Regions from separate parts of the Mus musculus genome. Here all the other regions are linked to region 5. A link is a loop called in an ENCODE intact Hi-C map of the cell type or tissue named here. Cell type or tissue: left cerebral cortex. All regions are shown on one strand.

The links. Peaks named below come from ENCODE experiments on the same cell type or tissue, not always from the same donor. Only the 100,000 strongest peaks of a DNase experiment are listed, where the experiment ranks them.
Region 1: it touches region 5 in a loop (6-fold over the local background); 4 of 42 quality-filtered maps call a loop at or near these places.
Region 2: it touches region 5 in a loop (5-fold over the local background); 9 of 42 quality-filtered maps call a loop at or near these places.
Region 3: it touches region 5 in a loop (2.9-fold over the local background); 6 of 42 quality-filtered maps call a loop at or near these places.
Region 4: a loop joins it to region 5, with 2.9 times the contacts of the local background. A loop is called at or near these places in 2 of 42 quality-filtered maps.
Region 6: a loop joins it to region 5, with 8 times the contacts of the local background. A loop is called at or near these places in 15 of 42 quality-filtered maps.
Region 7: a loop joins it to region 5, with 5 times the contacts of the local background. A loop is called at or near these places in 32 of 42 quality-filtered maps.

The regions. Positions count from the first base shown.
Region 1 is chr3:89,455,128-89,459,127 of GRCm38, forward strand. It overlaps Pmvk (phosphomevalonate kinase), which reads left to right and starts at 3,991. Exons shown (of 5, transcript NM_026784.3): 1 at 3,991-4,000. In left cerebral cortex, CTCF peaks have their summits at 1,767 (motif pointing right) and 2,358; DNase peaks (open chromatin) are centred at 1,801, 3,730 and 3,970; H3K4me3 peaks cover 512 bases; H3K27ac peaks cover 836 bases.
Region 2 is chr3:89,712,229-89,716,228 of GRCm38, forward strand. It overlaps a transcript of Adar not described here. Among named protein-coding and RNA genes, the nearest start is that of Adar, 16 kb to the right of the region's middle. In left cerebral cortex, a CTCF peak has its summit at 2,293 (motif pointing right); DNase peaks (open chromatin) are centred at 2,337, 2,802, 3,179 and 3,837; H3K4me3 peaks cover 1,644 bases; H3K27ac peaks cover 1,835 bases.
Region 3 is chr3:89,313,838-89,317,837 of GRCm38, forward strand. Efna3 (ephrin A3) reads right to left here. Exons shown (of 5, transcript NM_010108.2): 2 at 2,626-2,915; 3 at 2,233-2,298; 4 at 1,971-2,048; 5 at 62-1,730. The coding sequence ends at 1,600. Gm34014 (a long non-coding RNA gene) reads left to right here. Exons shown (of 3, transcript XR_867453.3): 3 at 1-64. It overlaps Gm15998 (a long non-coding RNA gene), which reads left to right and starts at 2,909. Exons shown (of 2, transcript XR_003954662.1): 1 at 2,909-3,368; 2 at 3,991-4,000. In left cerebral cortex, CTCF peaks have their summits at 1,956 (motif pointing right), 2,158 and 3,154 (motif pointing right); DNase peaks (open chromatin) are centred at 1,927, 2,299, 2,794, 3,170 and 1 more place; H3K4me3 peaks cover 693 bases; H3K27ac peaks cover 2,155 bases.
Region 4 is chr3:89,268,260-89,272,259 of GRCm38, forward strand. It overlaps Slc50a1 (solute carrier family 50 (sugar transporter), member 1), which reads right to left and starts at 2,311. Exons shown (of 6, transcript NM_009057.3): 1 at 2,127-2,311; 2 at 1,803-1,880; 3 at 1,568-1,691; 4 at 791-952; 5 at 414-533; 6 at 1-339. The coding sequence starts at 2,206. The coding sequence ends at 238. It overlaps Efna1 (ephrin A1), which reads right to left. Exons shown (of 5, transcript NM_010107.4): 5 at 3,471-4,000. In left cerebral cortex, a CTCF peak has its summit at 2,361; DNase peaks (open chromatin) are centred at 2,297 and 2,862; H3K4me3 peaks cover 1,843 bases; H3K27ac peaks cover 1,930 bases.
Region 5 is chr3:89,856,207-89,860,206 of GRCm38, forward strand. She (src homology 2 domain-containing transforming protein E) reads left to right here. Exons shown (of 6, transcript NM_172530.3): 6 at 1-2,640. Among named protein-coding and RNA genes, the nearest start is that of Gm46811, 14 kb to the right of the region's middle. In left cerebral cortex, CTCF peaks have their summits at 1,357 (motif pointing left), 2,144 (motif pointing left) and 3,964; DNase peaks (open chromatin) are centred at 2,163 and 2,886; H3K27ac peaks cover 560 bases.
Region 6 is chr3:89,508,919-89,512,918 of GRCm38, forward strand. No RefSeq gene overlaps it. Among named protein-coding and RNA genes, the nearest start is that of Kcnn3, 9.2 kb to the right of the region's middle. In left cerebral cortex, CTCF peaks have their summits at 2,250 (motif pointing right) and 3,518 (motif pointing right); DNase peaks (open chromatin) are centred at 2,268 and 3,526.
Region 7 is chr3:89,783,854-89,787,853 of GRCm38, forward strand. Ube2q1 (ubiquitin-conjugating enzyme E2Q family member 1) reads left to right here. Exons shown (of 13, transcript NM_027315.4): 13 at 1-144. Among named protein-coding and RNA genes, the nearest start is that of Ube2q1, 12 kb to the left of the region's middle. In left cerebral cortex, a CTCF peak has its summit at 1,730; a DNase peak (open chromatin) is centred at 1,707.

The DNA.
Region 1 (4,000 bases), 400 kb before region 5:
GGTTTACAATAAGGCTGGTCAACCTCCACCTTTCTCCAAGCTCTGTAGCCCTTTACATTATCTGACCCTCTTCCTTCCTCTGGGACGGGGTGGGGTGGGGTGGGGTGGGGGGGTGGTAGTAGAAGTTGTTACTAACCTAAGATACTAACCTTCACTGATCGTGGAGATGCCCAGCTGATTGGGCTGTGTCATTCCCTGAGGTCATTGCTGAGACCCTATTGTGACTCAGGAGTACAGGCAGAAACCTGAAGCTTCCAGGCTAAGGGTGGAGAGGAAAGTGTTGGAGAGCCAGGTCCCACAGGGCGGCCTGCTTGGGACTGTGGCTGCGGGCCTTCACCCAGGCATTGTGCTAGGAGGGGCCAGCGGAGCCATTAGCTTTTCAAATGTTTTTCTGTCATTTTATTTTATTTTATTTTATTTTATTTTATTTTTTGAGACAGGGTTTCTCTGTGTAGCCCTGGCTGTCTTGGAACTCACTCTGTAGACCAGGCTGACCTGAAACTCAGAGATCTTTGTCTGCCTCTTCTGGGATTAAGGACATGTGCCACCACTGCTCAGCCTCTTTTCTGTCCTTTTAGCTCACTGAGAAATAGATTTTGAAGGGAGTGAGACTCTTTTTTTTTTTTTTTTTTTTTTTTTTTAGATTTATTTATTATATATAAGTACACTGTAGCTGTCTGACACTCCAGAAGAGGGAGTCAGATCTCATTACAGATGGTTGTGAGCCACCATGTGGTTGCTGGGGTTTGAACTCATGACCTCTGGAAGAGCAGTCAGTGCTCTTAAGAAACACACCACACACACACACACACTGGGGGGTGGGGAGAGAGAGAGAGAGAGAGAGAGAGAGAGAGAGAGAGAGAGAGAACGAGAACACAATGGCCCAGGCAGCAGTGTTTGGACCACAGGAGACTGTGGCTTCCTCATCTCACACAGTCAAGCAAGCAGTCAGATCTGAACTAACTATGTGCAGATAATGTTATTTTGCAAGGGCCTGGGAAAGAACCCAGGGCCTGGCCTATAGGGCCAGCACTTCCCCTGAGCTTCATTCAGCCCTTCTGTGCTCTCTCTGGCTCCTCTCCCTGGATCTGTGTGTCACTTGCCACTTGGAGAAGAAACAAAAGAAGCTTCAACCCCTGCTCCTTGGGCTCCTGGTCCGGGAAGCATTTCCCCTGTCTACCAGCTTCTGTCTCAGTGGCTCTGACTTGTGGGTAGACGGTCAGCTCTGGAAGAGTCTTTACTGAGTATCATTTTCAGAGGTGGAGAAAGCCCAGAGAATAGCAACTTGTGCAGGCTCCCAAAGTTTGCTAGGACAGAGTCAAGCCAGGAGGAGCCCAGGGCAGTTGAGCTCAGGCTAAAAGTCCGAGTGTGCTCTTTCTTTTTTTTTTTTTTTTTTTTGGTTTTTTGAGACAGGGTTTCTCTGTGTAGCCCTGGCTATCCTGGAACTCACTCTGTAGACCAGGCTGGCCTCAAACTCAGAAATCCACCTGCCTCTTGCTGGGATTAAAGGCATGTGCCACCATGCCCAGCCAGAGTGTTGGAGTGTGCTCTTCTTTTCTCCTCTCCAGTCCCCCACCTCCAACACACACACACACACACACACACACACACACACACACACACACACACACACACACACACACACGTCTTTAAGTCTAGACTCTGAATTGAGTCTGGAGGAGCTATGCACTACAGGTCAGGCTCCTCCTGGTTCTTGTTTCTTGCAGATAGCTCTTTTCAGAGAAGTATGGTTGTGACCACACGGTGGCAGCAGCGGGTCGGACTGCAGGTGGGAGGGTCTGGGAGGGAGGCAGGGGGAAGAAGGGGCCTCTAGGAGCTGCCCCAGGACCTTGAGCAATTGGGTATGTGGTTGTGCAGTCCTAGTCTTGGGTATATGCATCCATAGAGGTCCCCTCTAACTTAGGGGGAAGTCCTGGCCTCCTGGTCTCCCCCATGGAGCACCCATTCTTTCCTTCACTTCTTGATCAGTCATTCGAGACACCACCCGACTCCACCCACATTGTTCCTGGCCCTGCCTTTGATAGCACTTGGTATGCTTTTGAGCATCTGAGGAAAGCATGGAATGCAGTTTGGGGTAAGAAGCAGAGGGAAGGGGCTGGGCAGGTATATCCAGGATGGGAAATGTTCATACTCTGGACTGGAAAACATCTGGTTTTGGAACCAGATGGAGCTAATTTCATCATTTAGAGGTCTAGACCTTGATACAAGTCTCTCAGCCCCTTACTTAATTTTATGTATGTGAGTGTTTTGCCTGCACGTATATTAGTGCACCATATACACGCAGTGCCTATGGAGGCCAGAAGAGGCTGTCAAGATTCCCTGGAACTGGAGTTACAGATGGCTATGAATCACCCTGTGGCTTCGAACTCAGAGATCTTCCTGCCTCTGACTCCTGAGTGCTGAGATCAAGAATGTGTGCCACCATTGCCTGGCTTAGGCAAATACATTCGGAAGTTTTGTGATTGGGACTAGAATTCCAGGGAAATTTGATTCCAGGGTGGGGCTGAAGGAAGGGGTGAGTTATGTCAGGCAGGTTCAGAATTCTGGGTGGAAGTTCTGATTTCTTTTGAGTGAGGGCTTAGTGAGCAGGAGGCCACAAGTGACTTCACCCTATATAGGCTTCGTTGGCCTGGTGAGAGCCAGCTTTCGGTGGGACCCAGAGAAATATTTATTGCACAGAGGTGGGACAATGTGCTGACTTACAAACTGTGAAATCACAGTGCTTAAAACAAACAGTCTGCTGTGAGTGGATACTTTAAAGTTTACAAAGTATTTTGTTGTACAGTTCTGCTTTCCTCTGTTTACCAAGCCTCTCACTTCCTTCTCTTTATTTTATTTTATTTTATTTTATTTTATTTTATGGCCCAGGCTGGCCTGGAATTTGTCTGCTTCCATTTCCAGTGCTGGCTGGCACTTGCCACTAAACCTAGTTTATTCAGTGCTGGCCCTCAAACCTAGGCTTAGGCAGAGGCTCTATCAACAGACAGACATCCTCAGTTCTGGCGATCCTCCCCGGTCCACTCTTTCTGTACCTGACCACTCCTGTTCTTTATTTTAAAATGATTTATGTGTTTTGCCCGTATGTCTGTGTACCTCGTGCATGCAGTTCCCACAGAGGCTAAGGGAGGGCTTTAGGTCCTCTGGAACTGCAGTTCCAGCTGGTTATGAGCGGCTAGGTGGGTGTTCAGCAAGGGCAGCCAGTGCTCTTAGCTGCGGAGTCATCTCTTCGCCGAAGCCTCTTTCGAATACGCAAAGAAATGATTTTCCTAAGAGTTTCTTTACGTTTCACTTTGGTTTTCACAAGACTTTGCAGTCTTATACACTGGAGGCAGTCATAGGCTGCAGGCTTTATTTTGATAAGCTTAGAAAAATGTAGGACAGCAATTTATATCTACAGATAACAGTAAGTAGGTGTCAGAACACTCTTAGTTTTGCCTCTCAACTTCTGGCTGGATGTTGGTCTCCGGAGGAAATTGGGTAATCTTGTTCAGAGTGGCGTCAAAACTCCTTAACCTAAGTTACTAATGTCACCAATGTTCTTTTTCGAGATTCTGAAAAGCTTTGGAGAGGAGTATGCGGCTAAAGAAAAGATCACTTAGTTCCAGCTGGAGGCTTCAGCAGTTACAAAACCTTTTCAACAGTGAAATAGCATACTGTTCATTAAACCCCTCCCTCGCTATGACGTCAAGAAACACACCCTATCATGTCATTGTCTGGTTACTTCTTTGGAAAGAGCTATTTTTAGTGCGGGGCAAACACATATTTGCTTTAGAGCATGAGTTATAACGTACAAATTAAAAGGCAGATTTGAAAATGCCTTCAACATTACTATTTTTCTTTATCTTTATGTTTGGCCGGTTGTGTAGAAGGGAACTTGAGGCTAGTCTTTCCAGCGTCACTCTCGGCTCACCTTGTCAGCCGAGAAGGCGGGGCCATGACGTCACATCTGGGCGGGCGTGGACTGTTCTAAGTGCGTGCT
Region 2 (4,000 bases), 140 kb before region 5:
CCACAGCCATCTTCATGTCTTATCTTCTAGCTCAGCTCTGGAATCCATTCCACAGCAGAAGATTGCCAGCAACCTACCCTAAGTGGAAGAGACATTTAAGGGAAGACCAGTAAGGCCAGGAGGGGGTTCCATCCAACACCTGTGGGTGCTCTCCCTCAAGCCCAACATGAAGACTTCTGACAGCTGGCAATGCTGACAGCTGGTGCAGTGGATGCAAAAGGAAAGCAGGTGATAGATAACCAGCAAGATCACCATAGCAACCAGGAAAAGGACCGATTTCTTATCAGAGTCTTCACACAGAGGTAGAGGTGGAGGTCTGCCCACATTCCTGTTCACTTTTGTCATCTAACAGCAGGCTTGTGATTCTTCCCCACCACGGTTGACAGTTCTTCCTTGATTGGTTTCCCCCCCCCCTTTTTTTCATGTTATTTGCATACCCACACTCAGCTGGTCGATGGGGCCCAGTTGGCATCCTATAAATTACATGCACAGCCAGAACAACCACAGACTTGTTGAAGGAAGAAGGCAAGGAAGGGTTCACGGTCCAGCTTCTGGCTTAGGCTGGGAGCTGGCCCCAGGAGCTTCTGCTCCTTTCAGAGGGCGAAAACTTCAGGGTATCAGAGAAGGAAGACTGTCTTCAGGATTCCCTGGGATGGACTTGCTAGAGACTCCATGTGCCTAAGGCTTCTGCCACCTGGTGCTTCTGCTTCGAGCAGGGTGCTTGCTCAAGCCAGCCTCACTCATTCCTGCCTCAGACTTCAACACTCCGCACTTCAGCTCCAAACGGGAGTTTGCCTCTACTGCTGCTTGAGACATGAGCTTTGCGTGCTGTTCTCGGGCTCCTATTGGTGATCTGAACACTTGTTCTGCAAGGCACAAGCTCTTGTTTGAGACCTCAAAGGCCTCTGATAGCTTTCTTGGGCTATAATGGTTCTCTACTAGAACCCCACTGGTCTGAGAGACCAAACCTGTTCATTTTACTGGTCAAGTCCCACGTGGCAATGTTTTAAAGCTGTTTTGTTCTACAAATCAACACTAAAGTACCTCCTATCTGTCCACTGCATTCTTTGAGGAGGGTGTGAAAAGAACCTGGTTGGAAACAGGAGATGTTCTCCACCACCTTACTATTTCACTAATAAAAGTTAAGGTCTGAGCTATTAGAGAAGGCACAAGTAGCAGCTGGTATGTGTTCTAAGACGGTTTCTGTGGAGACTTAAACAAACGTCTACTCACTCCAGATAGGGGATGAATGACAGACTAAAGTAATGACTCCACCAAAGTCCAACTTGACAAACCAATGAGTTTACTGGGGTAAACTCATTTATAGGAGTAACAAATCACTCAAAAGCTCATCTAGGACAGGCAGTAAGTCAAAGCAGCCAGTTGCTATCTTCTCCCTCCTAAGCAATCTGTTACTGCCTATGTTACTGCAGGGAGGGCTTTATGAATCTTGTAAGTTTCAGGAGCTTCCTGAGCCTTACCTGAGTCCTTTTTTTTTTTTTTTCTTTGATACAGGGTTTCTCTGTGTAGTCCTGGCTTTCCTGGAACTCACTCTGTAGACTGGGATAGTATTGAACTCAGAGATCTGCTTGCCTCTGCCTTCCAAGTGCTGAGATTAAAGATGCACCTCACCACACTGGTTTTACTCCCTGAGTCTTTACAAGAGGAGAAAGTTGCTACACAATATGGTATAAACACTTTCTATTTTAAAAAAAAAATCAATGCTATGCTACAAAATAGACCATTGAAATACCAAAGACCCATCAGTCTTGCATCTAGATAAAAATACCCAAGAAAATTTTATACAGTGGCACCAGAAGATAGTGATCGTAATCACACTTGGAAATAGAAGACTGAAATTTTGTTTAAATAGTTAGAGAAGGGATACATAAATTAACATGCATAATGAATTATTCTCTAGCAGTGAAATTTGCAATATGCAACTTACTCAAGTTGCATCATAAGAGATGACACTTAACAAGTTTCTGAAAATAAAAGTCCCAGGAAATATATGCACAATTAATAAAAACGTGTTGCTTACTAATAACATGTGAAGAGAAATGAAAGCAATGTAGTAGCTGTGTAAATGCAAATTCATGATGGGAGTTAACTACTGAGATGAAGGCAACAGTAGAAGATTGGGACCACTTACAAAGTGATGAACAGCTCATTGGAAATATTTTAGTCCTTCTGGTGGGTGTCACGTTGTGGATGTGTTGGTTTATTTGATGAGTATGGGTGTTTTGCATGCAGTATGTTTGCAGATCACACGTGTGCAATGCCAGTGGGGGCCAGAAGAGGGCTCATAGGATTCTCTGTAACCGGCGTTACAGATGGTTTTGGGCAAACACCTAGATGCTGAGAATCAACAGTGAGACTTCAGGAAGACCAGCCAGTGCTCTTAGTCTCTGAGCCATCAATCCAGACCCCATTCTGTTGCTTTTTCCTGCACCAATTTAATTAAAGCAGCTTTTTAGAAGTCTACTGGCTACAGAACACTGACAACCAGTTCTGTGGCCTTCCGGTCCACTTGAAAAAGAAGGGTGTATCTATACATATTCTCTCTGGTCTTCCTACCAAACCACATTATGGAGACCTGGGGAGTAGAATCAAGGCCCTGAGAAAAACTGCAGTATCCTGACACCAAGTATCTAGTTCCCACCACGCACACAAAAATGTCCTCCTCAGATGGTAGAAAGACTGAGAGAGAAGGAGCCACAAAACCCTCATTTTCCAGGGGCTCAAACAAAAGAGGGATGCATCACATGGGCCTCCCTCCCACGCCGGCGCGCCAGTGATGTCACCAATCTGCGCCCTAACCATTGATTCCTGACTGAAGGTGGAAGACTACGCGTTGGGACTAGCCGGGAAGGGCGCAGCCTTGGGCTCACGAGTGGGCAGCGTCCGAGGAATCGCGCGCGGGTAAGAGGACCCTGGTCCCGCACGGGCCGCCGCCTCCGCAGCCTGCAGCGCTGGAAAAGGAGACATGGGGAGCGGTGGTGGAGGCGGCGGGCGCGGCGGGGCTGCGCGGATGCTCGGGCGCTGGTGCGGGCGGGAGCCGCTGGGTACCCGCGGCCCTGCAGCCGAGAATGCCCTTCCCCGCGGATGCGCGGCGCCGGAGCCTGGCCCCAGGAGCCAGCCCTGCGTCCTGACGTGGCTGGCACGGAGCCATGGAGGTGCGGGCCGTGAGTTCCCACGCGGGGTCGCGGGCACGGCGCTCAGCCTCGGGCTGGCCCTGAATCAGGAGGCCTTGTTGCGTCACCTGCCTTCCCTTGGTCTGTTTGGCTCGGTTCTTGGGCCCTGCCAGAGGGTAAGGCGTTCTGCGTCGGTATCCGAGTCCCGGGAAACTCGGCGGTGGGCTTTCGAACGCGTAGTGGGAGAGGGCAAGAGTGCAATCAGCCGAGGGGGCTGTGTCTAAACGGCTGCAGGAGGACACCGGCACACTGGCACACTGAGGCCTCCGACGACGCTGGCTGCAGGGGAGGGGGGACAGGTTGTTAGAGCAGGTCATTAGGGACGGAGAATGCAGGAACGTCAAATTGTGGACAGCTGAATGACGATGCCAATTTAATTTCTCTAGGAAAGAGGTCTTGTTCCCATCGTTTTAAAGGTCCTGAAAAACATCCATGTTATTTACAGTTGAATGCTTGTATGGGAGGCAGAGAAGGACACTGAGGCGGGCATAAACGGTAGAAACAGGTCCGCTGTTTCTCAGCAGTGTGACATTGCTCTCCTGTCTTCTTGCGCTTATCTACAAAATGAAGATAATTATGCCTCCCTTGACGGGCTGTAAGAATTTAAAGTGGCTAGCTATGACTAGGGGCTGGCACGCAGGCATTTGTAATACTGCTGCTGCTTCTCATCGGTGGTGTAGCTTCAGAGGCGGGAGAGATTTGTGCTATTTTGGGTATCTGCTATTCTGCTGCTGTTATCCTGCTGTAGACTGCATAAAATTCTAGAGCTGAAATGAGATTAAGATTTCAATTTATTTACAAATTTA
Region 3 (4,000 bases), 540 kb before region 5:
ATTTTCAAATGAATAAAACCTCAAAGTGTCATTATTGAAACACAGTTAAGAGACATTTACATTTTTGGTATGTAATATATATGTTTCTTTATTAACATGTTAAAAACAAGTAAAGTCTAACAACTATGATCATTTCAAAGTAGTGACACATAAATGATATTCTGAGATATAAAGCAGGTCTGAAAACATCTGGGATTTCTGTTGGCTACAAAGTCACACGTACTCTTTATGCTGCTGTGGCCTGTTGCCCAAGTACAGAAAGGGAATGTTAAACTTGTCACAGGTGAGTGAAAATAACCATGTAACTTTTTTTTTCCTATCTAGGATCACAAATCCCCTGAAATCCCTGGACCCAGCCAAAAGCTTCTGACTACAGCATAGAGCGCACCAGCCTGAGCCTTAACTCGGGTACACAGGGCCTGGGAAGCGGGTACTCACACCACTTTCCCTGTGGGAAGCCGGAGCCTAGAAAGGTTAAGGAACCTGCCCAAAGTCACCCGGGCTCAACTTGAAGCTCTGTCCCTCTCTCCACTCTGTGGCCTCTAACCTAGAATGCCTGCTCACCCGGGCCTTGAGCCCCACAGGATTGGTTCAGCCAGTGAAACAGAGGGACGTGGCCCCTTGAAACCACACACACTCAGGTATTTTTATCTCCAGTTTATTTTTTTTAGACTAAGAGCAGAGTATGAAAGTCACAGCCAAAGCACTTGAAAAAGGCCCAGGATGGGTGGGGACCACTTAGGGTGGGCAGGGCAAGGTCCTGGGAGTTGGTTCCCGGCTCAGGGCTGGAAGGGAGGGGGCATTGTTGTTACGGTCTCCAAAAGTGTCTGTGCGTTGCATAGGTCCTGTCTTCACAGAAGACAAAAGAGGGGCCAGGGGGGTCCCAAGGGGGGCCTAACCTGGTAGGGGAAGGGGTCTGAGTCTGGAAGGGGAAGTCGAGAAAGGTCAAGGTTAAGAAGGGGAAGGGACTCTGTCTGTCTGTACATTATATATAGAGATATAGAGTCTGTACATGCCTGTCTGGCACCCCGATGCCCACCCCTGTCCACTGCCTGCTCCCCCCCAGGGGTGTCTATTTGTAAACTTGGATTCAATCCAAACCACAGTCCTCTATGTGGGAGTGGAGGGAGAGGACATGCTTATTGCTGTAAACAGGGGGAGGGGCAGCCTGAGGCTCCACCCCTCACCCACCTAGTCCCCTCCCCATGTTCTGCCCCAGAGGAGAGGACAGGGGGCACCTCCCATGCTTCGTTTGTTCTCTCTGGGGCATATTTGCCTCTTGGGGGACAAAGAGGGAGGGCACCAAGGGTCAGGGAAAGGTACCAGGGGCCAGGGAGTCCTGAGCACTGCCTTTATAGCCCCCAGGTTTGGTACCAAACATTACCAAAGCCACAGGCCACCTGGGACCTGTGGCTGTCCCTGTGCCTGATCCACTACGGTGCCTGTCCTAGAGAGTGTGTGGGCAAAGAGGGCAGGCCCAGAGAGATGTACAGTGCAGACCCCGCTCCCAACCATGGGAAGAAGGATGTAGGCCCCACAGCAAGCTCCCTGCTCCTTCTCAGCCCTTCCCACCTCTCTCTGTCATAGGAAGGGGCAGAGCTAGGAGGCCAAGAGCGTCATGAGGAAGAAGGCGATGCCCACGGCCAGAGGCAGGTGTTCCCGCTTGGGGCTGGTCCCACTGATGCTCTTCTCAAGCTTGGGCACCTGGGGATTCTCTCCCTCAAAGTCTTCTGTGGAAAGATAAATAGGCAAACTGGTAAGGGCTGTGCTGTGCGCTGGGGCGGGGGGCACGCGGCGGCGGCGGCAGCAGCAGCAGCAGTGGAGCCAGAGATGTGACCACCCACGGGGGAGGGGCCGGAAGGGCTCGTGTCCCATGGGAAGGCATGCGGGAGGGGGTGGGTGGGAAGCATGCACTGGGAAGGGGGCTGCGATTCCAGCAGTGGCCACAAGAGGGCGCTGCGCAGACTCACCCAACACGTTGATCTTCACATTGGGGCCCATGGTGAACTGGGGGAGAGTGGGGACCGGCTTCTCCCCGGAGTGCGATGCTGCGGGGTGGGGTGCGGGTGGGGAGAGAGGAGGGGAAAGTCAGGGCCAGGACCCCCTCCCCCTGCTACAGCTGGGGAGCCATCCCGGTCGCCTGTGCCCTCCGCCCCCATCCCCAGGAAGCCAAGGGAGCCCCAAAGCAGGGAGGCAAGGATGCGGACGTGGTTGGAAACCGACGCTACTCACTGGAGGCGCAGCAGACGAACACCTTCATCCTCAGACACTTCCAGTGCAGGTTGTGAGTGGGCGTGGCTGGGGAGGAGATTTCTTTCACTCACTTGGTGCCCTTGCGGCTTTAACATAGACTCCCATCCCCCTCCAAATTGCCCGCATCCGGCTGTGTCCCCAAGTCTCTGCTCCAATCTTTCTTTGGACATTGGTCACCATGACTTCGTGGCTAGCCCATCCCAACAGAAATGCTCTGCGACCCAAATTTGGGACTGTCACCCCATCCCCACAGCCTTGCAACTTCTCAGAGCTGAAACCCTGAAGCCTATCCCTGGTGACCACTACAACGGCTGGCCGGGGATCCCTGGGACCCCACCCTGTCATTCAGAAGACCCAGGACCCGGCACTCACAGATGTAGTAGTATTCTTGGCCGGCATGGAATTCATAGCCCAGCGAGAAGGCGCTGTAACGCTGGAACTTCTCGGAGAACTTGATGGGGCTGTGCGAGGCGTGCTGCCGGTTGCATTCCCAGCGCTTGGAGCCTTGGCTGGCGTTGCAGGTGCGGTAGCCGCTCAGGTTCACCATGTACAGCACGTACTGCTCCGCCCCGCCGCCAGGCCCTGAGCTGTTGTAGTGCGGACAGTAAATATCCAGATAGTCGTTCACGTTCACCTGCACGGTGTAGCCCTCTCGCCGCAGGCTGTGGACAAATGAAGTGGGTCAGAGAAGAAACTCCAATGCTCCAAGGCTTTCCATGTCAACACCCTGTCAACACCCCACGGACCTTCATTAGAACACTATATATATATTTTGATCATAACACTTCAGTCCCTCACTCTCTTGGCTTTTTCTACAATCTTTTCTCAGCCCATTTCTGTGCCTGTGGTCTAGTGTGCCAGTCCCTTGTGTCCTCTCCTTTTGGGCCTGTCTTTCCCCTGGTGGCCACCAGAGGGTAGCAAAAGCACAAGGAAGCCTGGCCTACCTCCTAAGGAAGGAGAGGAAAGGGAGAGGGGCGGAGAAAAGAAGGAACCTAGCTCTGGTTGCCACAGAAACGCACAGGCCCCAACGACTCCCAGACCTAGGCCCGGATTTCCTTAGACCATTCCCCATAATTCAGCAGGCCAGAGGAGGGACTGAAGGAATGAATGGAAGGGTAGGGTGAAAGTAGAGAGATCCCTTCCTTGGAACCCAAGCTCTCTCGCGCTGTCTCTCTCTCTCTCTCTCTCTCTCTCTCTCTCTCTCTCTCTCTCTCTCTCTCTTCCCTTCTCTCTTCTCCCAGAATGCCTTTTGCTGCTGCAGGTCCACCCCAGGTCAGTCCGACAGGACTTGCCCTCATACACACATGTATGGCAGCTTCACGCACATGCATGCACAAGCTCTATGGCACCAACACAAAAATGTCCACCACCCACTCACAAGCGGCAGACACTCAGAAGAGCTAGATTGCATGTGTGCTGCGCCTATGCCAGTTTTAGCTGGTCCCAACAATCTCAGGGGTTTGCCCTGTATCTCCTACATGACAAGACCTCTATCTTTGTGCTTCTGAGTCCTATTTCCCTCCATCCTGAGGCCATAAACCATTAGGTCCCCAATAACCTGACACAGACCAGGGAGCTGAAGAGCTCGGGTTTGACCTGTCATCTTGCTAGGACTTCTGCTTCATTCCACATCTTTCTCCACCTAGATGCCACTGCCCCCCCCCCCCAACCCCCAGGATAGGCAGAGTAACAATAGCACAGCGCCTAGACAAGATGACTGTGTCTGCCACATTCCAGATGAGTCTCT
Region 4 (4,000 bases), 590 kb before region 5:
AGTTTATTTTAAGGCACATTCTAATACCACCTCAGCCTCCGAAATGAGAAAAGATGATCTCCTGTAAAAATGTGATTTCATCCCACAGGTCCTATCTGATCTAAGGAAAGATCTTTGGTCCCTTTAGTTTCAAAGTCATCTTTTTCTCACAACCTATTGCATCCATGGAACTGGTCACAAGGACCAGCAGAAACAGGAGCTCTGTTTGGTATCCAGTTGGCACTCGGGTGCCTGGGGTCAGGTCTGCAGGAGGCGGTACTTCCTGTCTTGCTCTGGAGGGTACTTGCAGAAAAGCCCGAGGCGGATTAAGCTGGTGAGGATTCCTGGAAGGTTGGGCACCTGCAATCAAAAAGCTGCTAGAAAGACCAGACTCTGCTTTGTAGACCCAACGTCCCAATCTAGAGTCTGCTTACCGTGATGTATGGGTCTCGGAGGCGAAACCCGTAAATAGACCAAGAGGCGGAGCAAAAGAGCGTGGCAATGGTCAGGGAGAAGGAGAGGCGCTGGGTTGATTTAGTCTGAACGATCTTGGCCTACGGCAAAAATGTGCCTGGTTCAGGTTCATAGAACCATTCCTGAGTCCTCGCCAGAGAATTTCCTCGCGGAAAAAAGACCACAATCCCTGTGGTGCGTCTTTCATTCAGCCCTTTTCCTGCATCCCACTCACCTCTGCTACCTTGACTTCTTCCAAGAGCTGGGCCCCGCCCCCGCCCCAGTATTAGCCAGTCCCTGGCTCAGGGAGCCTAGCCCTTCTCCGCATCTCCCCTACCTCTTGGCCACCCCTACTCACCAAATCAGCCAGTGGGGAGAGGTACATGCTGATGGTAAAGACGCTACAGAAGAGGCCTAGCTGCTGAAGCCGGGCCTCAAGGTCCGGCACCAGAAGCCAAAAGTAGCCATAACCCAGGAGAAGGACAGCCAGCAGGGTTGCCGTCTGCAGGAGCACACCATGCTGCAGGGGAGAGGCGTCTTACATGCATCTGTACCCAGAACACTCATCTCTCTGCTGGAATTGCCTCCTCCTGTCTTCTGCCATGCTCTAATGGGGAAATCAACTTTTATCCCGGCCTTCACGTCAGCCTCTCACCACTCAGTTATTTGAGAGAAATCTCAGCCACACAACACTGGAGATCCCCAGGGAAGGGGAGAGCCATTTTTAGATCCCTCCCCTTTTCATGTGAGCTTCACATACATGTACAATAAGAGACCAATAAATGTTAGTGTGACTGAGTGGGGAAGCAGAGCGAATGGCCATTCTTAGCCATTGGCCCTGGTCCTAACCCTAAAGGAACTATCAGACAGTATAGCCCTCTTCCCCCAGCCTGTTGGGGGAGCACAGGATATCTTGACACCACGGGGTTGGGTAAGCCACCAGCATTTCGAACAAGGGGAGGGTGGGTGGCTCTGTGTGCATTTTAAAGGGTTGACTTCATGGGCAGGAGAACCAGAAGGGCCTTCTAGGAAAGGGAATTAATGCCATCCCACTAATCTTCCAGGAAATAGAACTATATGCTCTGCCAACATGGCCAGGTGTGGGGTGGAGGTGAGTGCAAGGGAGGGCCTCTACCTTCTGAGGACTGTAGTGCAGATATGCCAGGATATAAAGAGTCTGAAGCACGGCCCCCACGCTATTGACGATGATAAGGGTCCCATCTCCCTTCAAGACTCCGTAACTCAGCCAGCTCAGGTTGCTGTGAGGGAAGGAGGATTAAGGTCCAAGGGGCTGCTGGGGTTGCAGCAGGTCTCCAGGGATCTCTTGCACCTCCCTCAGCCTTTCCCATCACAGCCAACAACACTCTCACTTGACATCCGTGGTGAGAAAAGGCAGGAACTGGATGTTGTCCACGCTCCGTGTCCTCTGCATATGCCTGAGGTCCGAGCTGGAAGGGATCCAAAGGAAATTGTTAGGAGTGGGTAAAAGATTTCTCGGTGTTTACCAATCATCCTGAACGACAAGCAGATCTCCCCCCTCAGGCCAAGAGGCAGCCTCGCCTTGGACCTCAAATCATCCAATCCTATTCCACTATTATTCTGGGTTCCAAAAGCAGCAAGATATTGCAGCCACGTCTCTTGCCCGCTTTCATTTCTTGACTTCCTGCCCCAGCCCAGTCCATCCACACTCTCACAGGCCAGTGGAGAACATGCCCAGGGTGAAGAGCACGCAGGCACTAGAAAGGAAAGAGTCTGCCACGCCGCCCGCCTCCATCCCACCGGAGCCGGTTCCCTAGCCCAGCGCGGAGTTCCAGTAGCTCAGACCCGGAGCTGCGGAAGGCGAAGCTCCGCCCTTCCCCGTGGAACCGCGCCGGAACCCGCCCTCGCCCGAACTTCACCGGAACTGGGGACCCAGCCAAACCAGCGCCGCGTGCTGGCCGGGTGGTTTGCTGTAATGTGCGGGCCTGGGTCCTGATCGTGCTGTTCAGATTGCGTTTAGTGGTTTTAGTAGTGCCCCTGCATTTGTCCCCGATCCGACCCCTCCTCACACTGCGCACCCCTTGCATCATCGAGACCACTAGCCTCAACTTCTGGGTTCTTGTATGCTTTTGTGTGCTGGACCACAAACCTCAAATTTAGTCTCACAGGTCTTCAACGCGCCCCCAATTCATATCAGAACCTTGGTTACCCAGCTTTGGGAGGGTTTTCCTGGAGGTTATTGAAACCTCTTTCCAGTCTGTCCCCCAAAAGCAGGAATTGCCATCCTCTTTCAGATGTCCTCTCTTACACGACCTGCCCTATCCAAGGACAAGCCTACCCCTGGCCCCCTGTTCCAACATACTTGCTGCTGGGAACTTTCCCTCCCAGCCTCCCAGGCGGCTCTGCTGGTGGGGCAGCGCACATGCTTCAGCTGGCATCCAGCTCCCTGACTCACCCAGACAGCATGAGTACCTGCATGGTGTGCCAAAGCCCAGCGCTCGAGGCTGGTGAAGTTGGACAGGAAGAACAAAGAGTGGGTGCGGAGAGGAATCTATAGCCCACTCTTGCAGGGAGTTGTGCAGAACCCTCAGGAGTAAACTCCTTTAGCCTGGTAAGACTGATCCTAGCCATTTATTTATTTTGTCTTTTATTTACTTTTTTTGTTTTGTTTTGGTGAGACAAAGTCTCACACTGTAGCCCAGGCTGGCATTGGAATTTTGGCAACATTGCTTCAACCTTCTGAGTGCTGGGGTCACAGGCAGGAGCCACCATGCCTGGCTACTTATGTTTTGTGCTCCTGAGGACTGAACTCAGGGCTGACACACGTTAGGTAACCCTCTACTTCTTGGGGTACATTTCCAGCCTTTTATTTTTGAGTTTGAGGCAAGGTCTGAGTTACTCATGCAGTCTCAAGTTTTTAACCTTCCCACCTCAGCCGCAAAAGGAGCTCTGCATTATACCTGCCCCCCCCCACACCCCCCCCCCATTGCTTCTGTTTAGCACAGAGCCTAACACACAATGGGGACACTGGTCACAAATCAACATGGTGGGGCAGAAAAGCATGTCCATAAAAAACCATCAATTTATTATGAATCCAAAAACACTGTATAAAAAAACCCTGCAGTCATAGAAATGAACAGATACAGCACATTTATATACAGACACTGTACATGTGGGCCCTGCCCGTTAAGCTAAACTCCACAGACTGTACACACGGGCACTGCCCTTACAGCTACACTCTAAAACCAGGCTGCTTCAGTCCTCCTGTTGGCACAGCTCCAGGGAATGTTGCCCCAGGGATGGGGAGGATGCAGTCAGGGCCGGGCTACAAACCTCTCTGGCAGCCCAGCAGGTGGAAATCTTGCAGAGATGCTGGGTCAGCCCAAGCTGCCTCTTCTGTACCTGGCTCCCCCGCAGGAAGCTGTCTCAAGCTTTTCCTTCGGTCAGTTCATCTGCACATTATGGCTTCCTTGGGGAAGGACGTCTTTACCAAGTTCAGTGTCCAACCGCATGACCTCAGGCTCTTTTTAGCCCTTCTCCCACTGAGGCCTCTTAATGGGCCAGGTCCGCACAGCTTGTTTCTTTGGCT
Region 5 (4,000 bases):
CTTTTGCTCCTGTGTCAGCGGACCTTAGCCAAAGGGTTGTGCGAGATTTTGTTTTAAAAGGCTGAAAGGGACTTCTCCTCAGTGGAGCACAGTGGCCTGCACGAAGGCTGTTCTCACAGCACTGACAATCATTTTGGCTTCTATGTGTAGTGCAGGGCTCTCGGTTTAAGTTTTCAGTAGCCACAATTCCGCCCAGCAAATGTCAGTCATCATGTATTACCTTGTATCTGTGCATTGTTCACTGTGTTGAACCTAGTTTAGCTCAGCATTCTAGCCATGAAGCCTTATTTTTTTGCTTAGCCCTCCCTATTCAGCAAATGGAGCCGTTGTCTTTAATGGTAAGAATATCATAAAATGTTTCTGGGTGGGGAAGGATTTGGGCACACGCCTCATGACTCTGATGAACACCGGCCTGGCAGGTCGGTGTCACCTGGCCTCTGCCACACGCCTGAGCGTGCTCCCTCCATATTTGCTTTACATGAGTGAAAGTGGAGGAGACAGAGTTTATATATAGTCCAGTCTTCATGGTAGGGCATGGGGCTATAAAAAGCAAAAATACTGTAGACTAGTGGAAGGCCAGTGAGGGAGATGTTAAAGCTGCTATTTTCTTCTTAGGTTGTGACACAAGCTGACAGGAGCCAGGGGACTCACAGCTGGGTGGTAGCATAAAGTACCCTATCCTACCGTGCTAAAAACAATTAAGCGCAGCAGGGTGTCCTAACCACTCACTGGTGAGCCTGCCAGCTGGGGCTTGTCCTCCGAGCTCCAAAAGATTGAGCTTTTTGTCCTTTTCTTCCTGATAAAGGTATTTTCTTGTTATCTTTATTCCTTTGAATTGATTCTGTCTGGGGGGGGGGTGTTTCTTCTGGTGAACCCTCAAGATGCTGTGAACATCTATAGCATCTAGAGAGCTGTCCACTTTTTCTCCTTTAGCAAAACTTATTTGTAAAAAAACTGCTTTCTTTGTTCCAGAGTATGGACTTAGACAGGGACCCCTGAGAACGGAAGGCATCTGTAATCCATCCAGCTGTCCAGGAGGTCCAAGAGTCCAAAACTAACCTTGGCAATAGAGCAAGGGTGTCTCCAAAAAGAATACAGGAAGGCAAAGGGCATTTCTACTTCCTGTAATAGCATAGCAGATTCTGTCCAGATGTATTCTAATCACTGTCTGAGGGGGCGCTGGCCAGTAGGATGTGCTGAGGAGGCAGAGACAGGAGGAGTTGAATTAGAGGTTACTCTTGGGTTACACCTTGGGCCAAAGAAATGGCTCAGAGGTGGAAAATGCTGCACTTGTAGAAGACCCTGGTTAGTTCCAGTATCCACATGCTGTCCAGGTCTAGGGGATCTGGCGCCCTCTTCTGGCTTCTGAGGGTACTGGGCAGGAACATGGTACACATACAAGCAAAACATTCATGCACATAAACTTTTTAAAAACCTGAATGAAGGAATAGAAACAATGGAGGAAGTCTAGTGAGTATGCACAAAAGCAAGTGGTGGTAAAGAAACAGGTGTCCCTTCCGGTTACTGAGAATGCTTTAATAGGCATCTGTAAGAACAGCCTGTATTGTTGGCCGTTTAGAGTCTGCGTCTGTGGTGCTGGAGTTCAGTCACTGGTCTCTGCCACAGGAAGGGGAGCTGGGCAGAGAACCAGTAGGGAAAGCTGGCTCTTCTCAACACAGGTCCTACCTTAATAGTCCTTGTTTGGTGTTTAGATTATTTACCAGTGTTGCCCCTGTTGGATAGGTCTTAATGTTTAATTCAAGAACAACTGTAAGTCATTCTTTGCTTACTAGATGAGTCTGTTAACATTTTCGTTAGGAGCTAATGACTTATTTTTCCTGGCCTCAGTCAAGAAGCCAGTGCATCTAGATTCATGCCCCCTGTACATGCTTCTGAAACTTAGGATTTCATTGCTCCCTTCCTGGGACCAGACAGCCATTGGTCGTCTTTCTGTCTTCTGTAGCCAGCACCCATTTAACCGTAAACTCCCTTGGGATCAATCTTTTGTCTTCTCTTTGCCACCTACATCCCACTAACTTGGCCTTGAAGAAACTTGACCTGTAAGAGCCTTCCCTGTAATTTAGCTTCCCGGCTTCATGGACCCTATGCAATGAAAGATGGTGTTCTACTGCCATCTACTGGGACAAGAAAAAAACTGCAGTTGAGAAACAAGGGTGCATTTAGGGTAGTTTGTCTCAAGGATTTTTGATACAGTCCATAAATCAAAATAAACGATGACACAGCAGTTGCCATCTTGAAATGTGCCCTTTACTGTAGAAAGGGTGTTTTGACTCCTAGTCTTCCCCTGGACCTAGGCTGGGTCATGTTGTTCACAATTTTAATTCTATTTTTGAAGACTGCTCTGTCAACAGATCATTGAGGCAGGAATCATTCTGTTAAGCTCTTAGCTGTTCCAAATGCTGTCAGGAGGATTTTACATTTAAAATATCAACTGATACGTCATTTTAACTTTTTAAAATATTTAAAAGGTTGTAATGCAGGTGCCTTGGCAATTGTTATTATAATGGAATCTTATAAATTGTTGGCTCTCTTCACCGGTCAGCGTAGCTGTGTGCCTTCCGGAAGATGGTTTACCCTGAAGTGTTACTTTCAATAAATGCTTTGCCAGGAAAACAGTCATTTGCTTTGTTCAGTTAGTTGCTGTTTTGGTTGGTTGGTTGGTCGGTCCATCAGTCTGTCCGTCGGTCGTGGGTCTGTCTGCTGGTTTTGTTGTGTTGTGGAGCTGGGTTGCATGTGCCAGGGTTTTGCCACTGAGCTGTACCCCGCTCAGTGAATTGGTCCCATTCATCCTGACAATCGCCTCCCTTCATGAAAAGTACTTCCTGTGCAGACACCTACTGGAGTGTTCTGTGAAACTGCTGATGCCAGAGTGTTCCAACGCAACGAACAGCCAGCAGCTGAGCCTCCCCCTCACTTCTCCCTCTACAGCCCTGCCACTCTGTATCCCTGGAGAATACAGAGCAGTGTGGTTCTCCTCTGTGGCTTAGTCTTCCCCAGCATGTCCTTTGTTCTCCTCCTTTGAGCATCACAATTAGATTCATGTGAATGGGTGTGAGAGAGTGTATGTGTGTGTGTGTATGTGTGTATTAGTGTATATGTGTAGGTGTGTGTGTATGTGTATGTGTCTGTATGTGTCTGTGTGTGTGTGTTTGTGAGTATGAGTGTGTGTTTTTGTATGTATGTGTGTATGTGTGTGTGAGTGTCTGTGTGTGTGTATATGTGTGTATGTGTGTCTATGTGTGAGTGTATGTATGTGTATGTATATATGTGAGTTTGTATATATGTGTATTAATGTGTATATATGTGGGTGAGTGTGTGAATATATGTTTATGTGTGTGTGCCTGTGTGTATATGTATGTGTCTGTGAGTATATGTATGTATGATTGTGTATGTATGTTTCTGTGTGTGTGAATGTATGTATGTGTATGAATTTTACTTATATAACTGTTGTCCTGGAACTTGCTTTTAGACCAGGCTGGCCATGAACTCAGAGTTACCCCCGTCTCTGCCTCTCCACAGTTGGGGTTAAAGTGCCTCCAGCACTCCCGGCTTTTTTTCCAATTTTTAGTGATGTGAAGAGGGGTGGTTGGTATGTGCACCTTTCTGCAGAGACCAGAGGCATCCAGTCCCTTGGAGCAAGGGCTACAAGCAGTAGTTAGCACATGGACGTGTATGTGCCCTTAACTGGTGAGCCTCTCTCCAGCCCTGGTTATTTTTATTTGTGTGGATGTGTGCAGTGTCTGCAGATGAAGGAGAGGGTTCTGGATCCCCAGATGTGGTACTGGGAGTGGAGTTGGTCCTCTTCACCACTGAGCCATCTAGCATCTGGTCTTACTGAGCATAGCTACGATTTGCCACCAGGTGCTGTAAGTACCTATCAGTTTTCTGAATTCGTGTGTAAGGAAAGAGGATGTTTACATGCAGCAATGCTCCTTCTGCCCCATCTGGGGAGTCAGAGTAATGCTTTTTTAGAATTCAG
Region 6 (4,000 bases), 350 kb before region 5:
TACCACCCCTTTCCCTACCCTCTCTCACACTGGAACCTAGCCAAAGATGAGTGTGCTTGCTGGAGGAGCTTTTGAAGTCTTGACTTAAGTTGCCTTTTGAGTTAGTGAAATGCATACCTTCAGGAAGAGGGACAGAGAAGTCATAATTACTGAGGAGTTATTGAGGTAGAAGGATCTTGAGTTTGAGACTAGTCTGGACAACTTAGTGAGGAAAGTGACAAGGGGCGGAGAACGTAGCTCAGTGGGAGGATGCTTGCCCAGTGTGCACAAGGCTCTGGATTCTACCCGAAGGGGTGTGAGAGGAAAAGTGAGGAGATCACCCAGACCTGGGGCTGGAGAGATGGCTCAGAGGTTAAGAGCACTGACTGCTCTTCCAGAGGACCTGAGTTCAATTCCCAGCAACCACATGGTGGCTCACAACCATCTGTAATGAGATCCGATGCCCTCTTCTGGTGTGTCTGAAGACAGAACACTCGTATGAAATAAATATTTTGAAAACCAACTAACCAACCAACCAACCAACCAACCAAAACAAAACCCAAACAGCCCCCCAAACCTTCCTAGGTCCTTAGCCATGTCACATTCATTACTTCTAGGGAGCCAGTCTCTTCTGTTGCGAAATCAACTTCCCAAGCCCAAACTCAGGGTCTCTTGTTGCGACTGACTGGCCAGACTAACAGATATTTACTCTTCCTTTGTTTCTACTGCTAGCAGTACCCAAATCAACTTCCTAAGCCCAAACTCAGGGTCTCTTGTTGGCTGCTCCTCCAACAGTAGTTTTGCTCAGCTGAGGATGGAGTGCCAGGCAGCCTGAACCTCTCCACAGGCATGGGGAAGTTGATGACCTGTCTGACCCTTGTCAGGAGATGCCGAAGCCGCCCCATCCCCACCCCCACCACAGTCAAGGCTTCCATTGCTGGAGGTGGCTACACTAGACAACTGATGGTGGATACTGGGAGCTGCTGGCCAGGATTTGCCCTGCTTTCTTTCCTTGCCCTTTCTCCGGCCCCCTTGGCTCAGATGGAAAAGGCAAGATGCAACAAGCCACTGGCTTTTCTTGCCCCAGGGGGCTCACATTTGCCAGTTTGTGGGGGCTGCCGGGCTTAATCACTTGAGGAAGGAAGAAAACTCTGCTCTGAGAAAAGAGGATTAGCACTCCGCAGGCTGCCCAGGAGTTCCCAGAATGGGGCCACAGGATTGTGGGAGCAGCAATTTGTCATCAAAATGGCCCTGGGAACACCGTTTCGGAAACAATCAGAGAAGGCAAGGTTTCCTAATGATAGGAAAAAACCTCCCCAGCTGGAATAATGGCTTTTACTTGGCACTCGTTCTTTCTGAAACACACAGCCTTACCTATCCCCCCTCCGACGTGTGATTTTGTAGTACCAGATGGGAAGGAGTGAAGACAGGGGTGGGCCCGAGTCTGGACTCAGTGTTGGGTCGGGGCAGGTCCCCAGCTCTGCATGCCAGTGTCACTATAAATGGGGGCAACTTCATACAGAGAGCTCCTGGCAAGTGGTTCCGTTAGAAACGTCTTAGGTCCCTTCCCCTGTGTCGTCTCCAGCCTCTTTACACACAGCTTTAGTCATACACACATATATGCACCCGCACACATACATGTACGTGCACACACATCTTGTTCCTTCTCCCGTCTCTATCTATTCACAGTCTTGTCTTCCAAGAAGTGATGGGGGAGAGGTGGTAACCGGGCATAACTGGCCTCGTCCTCCTTATGCCTGTGCTGAGTCACCTATACAGGCTCTGAATGAGACAATGTGGCTCCCAGAAGGCCACCCTGGAATTCATGCACAGTGACTTTTAGGGCCAGCATGCTTTCCTCTATGCCCTCTTCTGGAAGGTTCTGGGACATGAAGTCACTTGGTCCTGTCCAGCAGCTGGTGTCTCTGGTTAGGATGCTCAACATGAGTCTTGAGTCTGTGGCAAGGTCTTGTTCTAGTCTGGAGAACAGGTGGCAGCTGTGGTGACTTCTCTGTGGAGGGGAATCTCTGCTCTTACAGCTGGGAACAGAGTAGAGTGGCAGTGTCCTAGAGGGGAGTTTTAGAACAGTGATGTCCTCTGGTCTTGTGGTGGTGGCAAGATTAAAGTCAATAGCCATATAGTGGGAGCCCATTGCAGGGACTGTTCTGAGCCCATGGCTGGTAAGGGAGTGGCTAGCATTGGTGATGATGAGCTGTTCTTGGTTGTTCAAACGAGGGGGCATGTGGCAATCTGGGGTACTTCTGTCCACAGGGTGGCGCAGTGGCCAGGAACCTAACCCAGAAACACTTGGACTGTGGCTGCTTTGTGTAAGTAAGAAGGCTGTGGAAGGTCTTCCCACAGACTTGTTCTGTCCCCAGCTCTCGACTTCTCAGCCCTCTCTTCCTCCCAGTGTCCTGTTGAGAGACACTGGCCAGAGTGATTAAGTGTCCGATTTGACAGGGAGCCTGTTTAGACACTTATTGCTTTTCTAATTCTGGCTGAATCAACATTGGTTTTGTCAGTCTCCCGACACGGGTCAAGCTTGTTGCTTCCAATTTCAGGTGATTTCCGTCTTGTCACTCTCTCGTTCCTGCCACAGCCCGTCTAATCCTCGGGCTCTCAGCCACCCAGTCCCTCCCTGAAGCATCCAGGCTGCCTCCTAGGCTTGGCAATTAGAGACCTGGTCTCCAGCAGGGAGGACAGCTTCGGATTGTTGCTGAGGAGGGAGAGCGCAGCCGCGTGTCCATAGCAACCCTCTGGCTTTCACCTTTACCAGGAGTGAAGGGAGGCGAGGGAAGGGATAGGCAGGCGTTGTCTGGCCCGCATCTCAGCAGCGCACTGGATCTGGGGCCTTGGTCCTGGGTGTGCTCTTGGGTGTATGAGGGATGTCGGGGCTTCCTTCCTCGTGCGGCAGTGGTTACATGAGGCTGAGGTTGTAAGGGCAACAGGGCAGGAGATGCTGAGGCAGGGGTAGGGGTGGGACTGCTGCTATACGTCCAAGTAAAACCAAGATCAAGGTCAGGGGAAGAGGGCTTGCCAAAGAGACCTGGGCACCCAGCTTGTCCTAAGATGTGTGGGTTTTATGAACTTCCCTCCCAGCTTATTTTTCTTTCAAGTAAGTGTGGGCCTGAGGCAGCTCTGTGTTCCTGTCCAGCCTTCCCACTCAAAGGCACTGTGCTGTCCTCATAGAGCATCGGGGCTCACACCTTCTCTACCGTGTATCGAGTCTCGATAGATAGGAGCTACCTTTGTGCTATTTGAGGCCAACACGGTCTACATAGTGTGTTTCTAGTCATCGAGAGCTACACAGTGAGACCTTTCCCCCCTGCACCTCAAAGAAAGCTTATTTTTTCAGAATAGCACAAGGGCTCCTGGCATCCACTTTAGTTCTTGGGTCTTTGTAGAAGGATGCTGACTGTTGAGTTGGCTAGTTGGGATTGGGCGTAAGGGGCACCTGTGTGCGAGTGTGTGCATGTGTGTGTGTGTCCCCCAAGCTGCCTGGAGTGCAAGTCTATGTGCCACCAGCAGAGGGCACCACATTCTGCACAAACCCTCCACAGGTTGCTCTACCCTAGGTGGGAGAGCAGAGCAAATTGGAGTCAGTAGGGTCTAATCTCAGAGTTGTATCTGGTGTACAAGCCTCCAGGCCCTTTGCTCTTTACCTGACAGATCTGCTGTGGTGGGTTCAGCAGGCTCAGGGCAACCCCAGTCAGGTCCCACAACTGTTCCTTACTCTCTCTGCAAGAGAGTTGTTCCCCAGAGCGCTCTTTTCCTGTCAGGCCCTGTCTACTTGGCTCTAGTACCTTGGGTGGTACTGGGGCCTCCTTTGTGTCTTGGAAACTGTTAGAGACTTTCTTCCTCTATCATTTTGGAGCTGGGGCCAAGCAGCCAATTTCCTCAGTATATTTTAATAAGAGCATGCTCTGCGGTAGGCACTGCTACAAATGCTAAGAATCCAGCAGCTATGAATGCCACCCAGGCGAAGAAGCCCTTCTCTTGCCGGAAGTCCTCACTGTCTACA
Region 7 (4,000 bases), 72 kb before region 5:
CTGGCATGTAGATTGTGTTTTTAGTAACGTGTACTGTGAGCTGTCCTCTGTATAATGTATTTTGTAATGTATTTTTCTCATCTACCAAAGGATGAATCAAATAAAGTTATTTAAATAGTTTGGCTCTAATAAACTTATTTAAAGAAACCATGGGTTCATGTCCACTTGCTATGATGGAAAATGCCAGGTTCTGGGAACTGTGACACCAGCTCTTGACAATCCTCCATTTTCCTTACCAACCCTTTTCTAACAAAATTTTAAGTTTAGGCTTCTTATAAAGTTACATGCATTTAAAGGGGCAGATTTCTTCTCTGCAGTCGGAAAAGCAAGGAATTTGTATCTCTGACCCAGGTAACTTTGCCTGGGTTGTAGCCCACAGCCTAGGGGCTGCTTTTCGGTTTCCATGCCACAGTTTAGAGGGCAGGACAGGGCAGCAAGCAGTAGCCAGGAGAAGGTATCCGTCACCCCAAGCTTGAGCCATGACAACCTTTATTTGCTGGAGTGATGGCTCACTGACTCTACATGCAATACCAAAAAACCTAGGCAAGGGCCCTTCCAGCCTCCCCAAGTCTGCCCCGGCATCCAAAGATGAGGAAAATTTGCTCAGCTGCCTCAGGCTTCTAACTTAATGGAAGCTTACTATTTTTGACTCAAATGTTTATGCCAGTTTAGGAGACTAAAGAAAGACACCTGACAAACAAGATTTTACCCTTAGCAAAGATGAGTAAAGGCAAGACAGAAAGCAACTCCATGCTGGAGCTTCAAGAATGAATGGCTCTTGGGGTAGCACAGGCAGACGGAATGAGCTGGGACACCTCATCAAGGTCTTCACACTTCAGGGCATATGGCTAGATGAGAAGGGAAGTCAGATGGCGGGTGCACACACACACACATACACACCAGTCCCCGATTCCAGGGAGACCCACAGAATCCTGGCAGAGGCTGGGTAGACTCAGGACAGTCAGCTCTCAGAAGCACCAATGATTTCCCCCAGGGATTTAATGGACACCTGGTGTGAATTCAAAATGTCTGCAAAACAAAACACAAACCTTGGGGCAGGTGGTGGCAGAGGAGGGAAGCAGAGGGAGCAGGCTCTGGCGGCAGACCAGCTCCCCAACAAGTCTCTGCTAGCTCCTGGTAACTTCCAGCTCAGGGATGTGGAGGGTGAAGGCTGCAGCAGTGGGAAGCAGGGCTGGGGGCAAGGCAGGAGCAGGCACGAAAAGAGGCAGCCCTGGTCCTGCTGTTCAGACAGTTACAGCTCTCTAAGGAGAACATCTGCTGGGGCTAAAATGTTGTTGCCATGGAAAGAGAGCGCTTAGGTGCTGGAAGACAATGGGGAACCAGACAAAAAGTCACCTTTCTCCAGACCTTGGCTCTGCCCTCCCACCTCCAAACCCTGGGCTATTAGTTAAGAGTGAGACGGGTTCTGATTAGGGCCTGAGGAAGTCCCTCCCTAGGATGCCATTTCTAAGCTATGAAATACCAGGAAGGCCCTTTCACTTTCACCCACTTGACAGGAGGAAGGTGATCCCGTGGGGTGGCTTTCTCAGCGGCTACTGAAGACACAACTGGGCTGGGCACTCGGGCTCTCCTGGCAGCTGTTCTTTGGATCAGGAGGCTCCCTTCTGGGCCACCTTCCAAAATCCAGATCCAGAAGGTCAAGAGACCTTGCTGTCCCTCCCTAAGCGTGGCAGTAGGCTCTTTCCATGCAATGTCCCACGATGCCCTCTGGGTGGAGCTCCCTGACCACTGGGCACGAGGCCACCAGCCTCCCAGGGTAGCCTGAGCCCAGAGCTTCGCTTTCTCCAGCTGGGGAGTGGACCATGTCTTTTCTCACTTCTCCAAAGCAATGTTTTACCCTCTGCCTCGACAGAGGGGAGGGGGGCCTCTGTGTTTCTGGAGTGTGGAAACTGATGTCTTACCATGGGGATCTAAAGAAACAGTGTGACAGATGCCCCCCCCCCCCCAATCCAGTGTTCCACCCTCTATTCACTTTCATCTAGAGCAAAATCTGCTCCCAGAGAAATTGTAAACAGAGCTGGAAGCCTGGAATTGTTGTTCTCTTAGGGGCTCTAGTGGAAGCAGAGATGGGAAGTCTCCCTTACCCTACTAAGAACTAAGCAGCAGTGACATTCCTTAGGGACACTGAGGCTCCAGGCTCCGGGACAGGTGTGAAAAGCCATTACTCAAGCAAGCACTCTACTGGCATGGCTGCTGCTAAGGTGAGGAAAGGTCAGAGCCAGAGGCTGACGGGAGCAAGCTAGGCCAGGTCTTGAAATGTTGTCACCTCCCGTCCTCTACACAGAAGATGGAAGACAAATGACCTTCCTCCAACATGAATGGCGAGGTGGGATGGTCCAGAGGTCAGTCATCATTGTCCACACTGCATGGGATCTGCACAGGGATGGTGGTCAATCGCCCAGTGAAGATGACCACAACCCAGCAATCTGCTTTCTCTAGCAACAGGAAGGAAGAAGAGAGACGGGCTATGACACTTGGTCCTAGGCACAGCAGCCCCTCAGTAAAGGGATGGGAATCTTAGGAACATGACACTGTTGTTCCCAATACCACCCCTCAGCCATGCGCATCACTGAGGCACAAATGGGTTGGTGGCCCTCCTGGGCTCTCCAGGGGAGCTTTGGCTACTCTTGGGGAGATTAGTAGGGCTCCTGTCGCAGGGCACCTGCAGAGATAGAGGTGTCATGCAGATCTGGCTCACTGCATTCACCCTTCCTGCAATGACCTGCTGTTGCGGAGTGTTTAGCTAACCACTTTGTGCTCCCGACTGGTTGCGCATGGGCACTGCCCAAGAGCTATCTGGATTCACATATGAAACACACACACACACACACACACACACACACACACACACACACACACACACACACACATTAATATGCCTTGACTAGCTTAATGGCTGGGCTTTTCTTTTTGTTTTTTGTTTTGGTTTGGTTTGGTTTTTTGTTTTTGCAAAGCAGGGTTTCTCTGTGTAGCCCTGGCTGTCCTGGAACTCACTTTGTAGACCAGGCTGGCCTCGAACTCAGAGATCCGCCTGCCTCTGCCTCCCAAGTGCTGGGATTAAAGGCGCGTGCCACCACCGCCCGGCTGGCTGGGCATTTTTAATCCTTTCTGGTGCTAGCAAACACTCCCCTCTGGTACTCCTGAGTTAACATCTTTTAAAATCTATATTTCATCTTTGCTACCCGCAAACACAACTGGGGAAGTGGCCTTGTGTGGCCACTTTCCCTGATTCTCACATGTCGGCACCTTTCAGACTGGTCTTTATTCTTCCCAGTCCTGGTGATCTCTGCTTCCTCTCACCCATTTCCTAACCTGCGCCAATCTCAAAGTCCTGCCTCAGTCCACCTGCCCAGCCACTGGCTGTTGGCTCTTTATTGATTGATCAGACACCAATTGAAGACAAGGACCTTCAGGGTTTGGACACGCAGATTCCTGACTTGGGGGGCCCGGTGAATTCAAAGCATTAGAACCAACCTCCAACAGTCTGCCAGAACACGCCAGTTCCATTCAGCACCCTGACAGAGGCTGAGGATCGGTAACCGTTTCTGGGGAGCCCAGCCCTACAGCTTGGGGCTTCTGCCTGACAGAGCCCTACCTGGGGAACTACATGTGTGCCCCAAAACATGAGGGCAGTGTGGGTGTGGGGGACGCTGGTGAGAGGGCCATCCCCTTCCCTCCACAGAGACCCCAGGAGCTGGCCAGCTAGTTCAGGTCCTTTAGAAGCAGCCTCAAGAAGGAGCCAGGAGCCAGGGGAGTTCAGGGGGTGAATTATGGGGCAAAGGAGACAGGCAACTGGGGTCAGGCAATGGGGTTGTGCCAACCTCTCCACGGTTTGGGCCAAGACAAAACCCCAAGAAACACAATGCATGGCAGAAGAAAGGAGGGCCAGGGCCAGGGAGAAACCCTGAAGGGGAAGAACTCAGCAAGCAGGTACATTGTGCCTCCTTAAGGAAGAAGTCCTCCCCAGGTGAATTTTGAG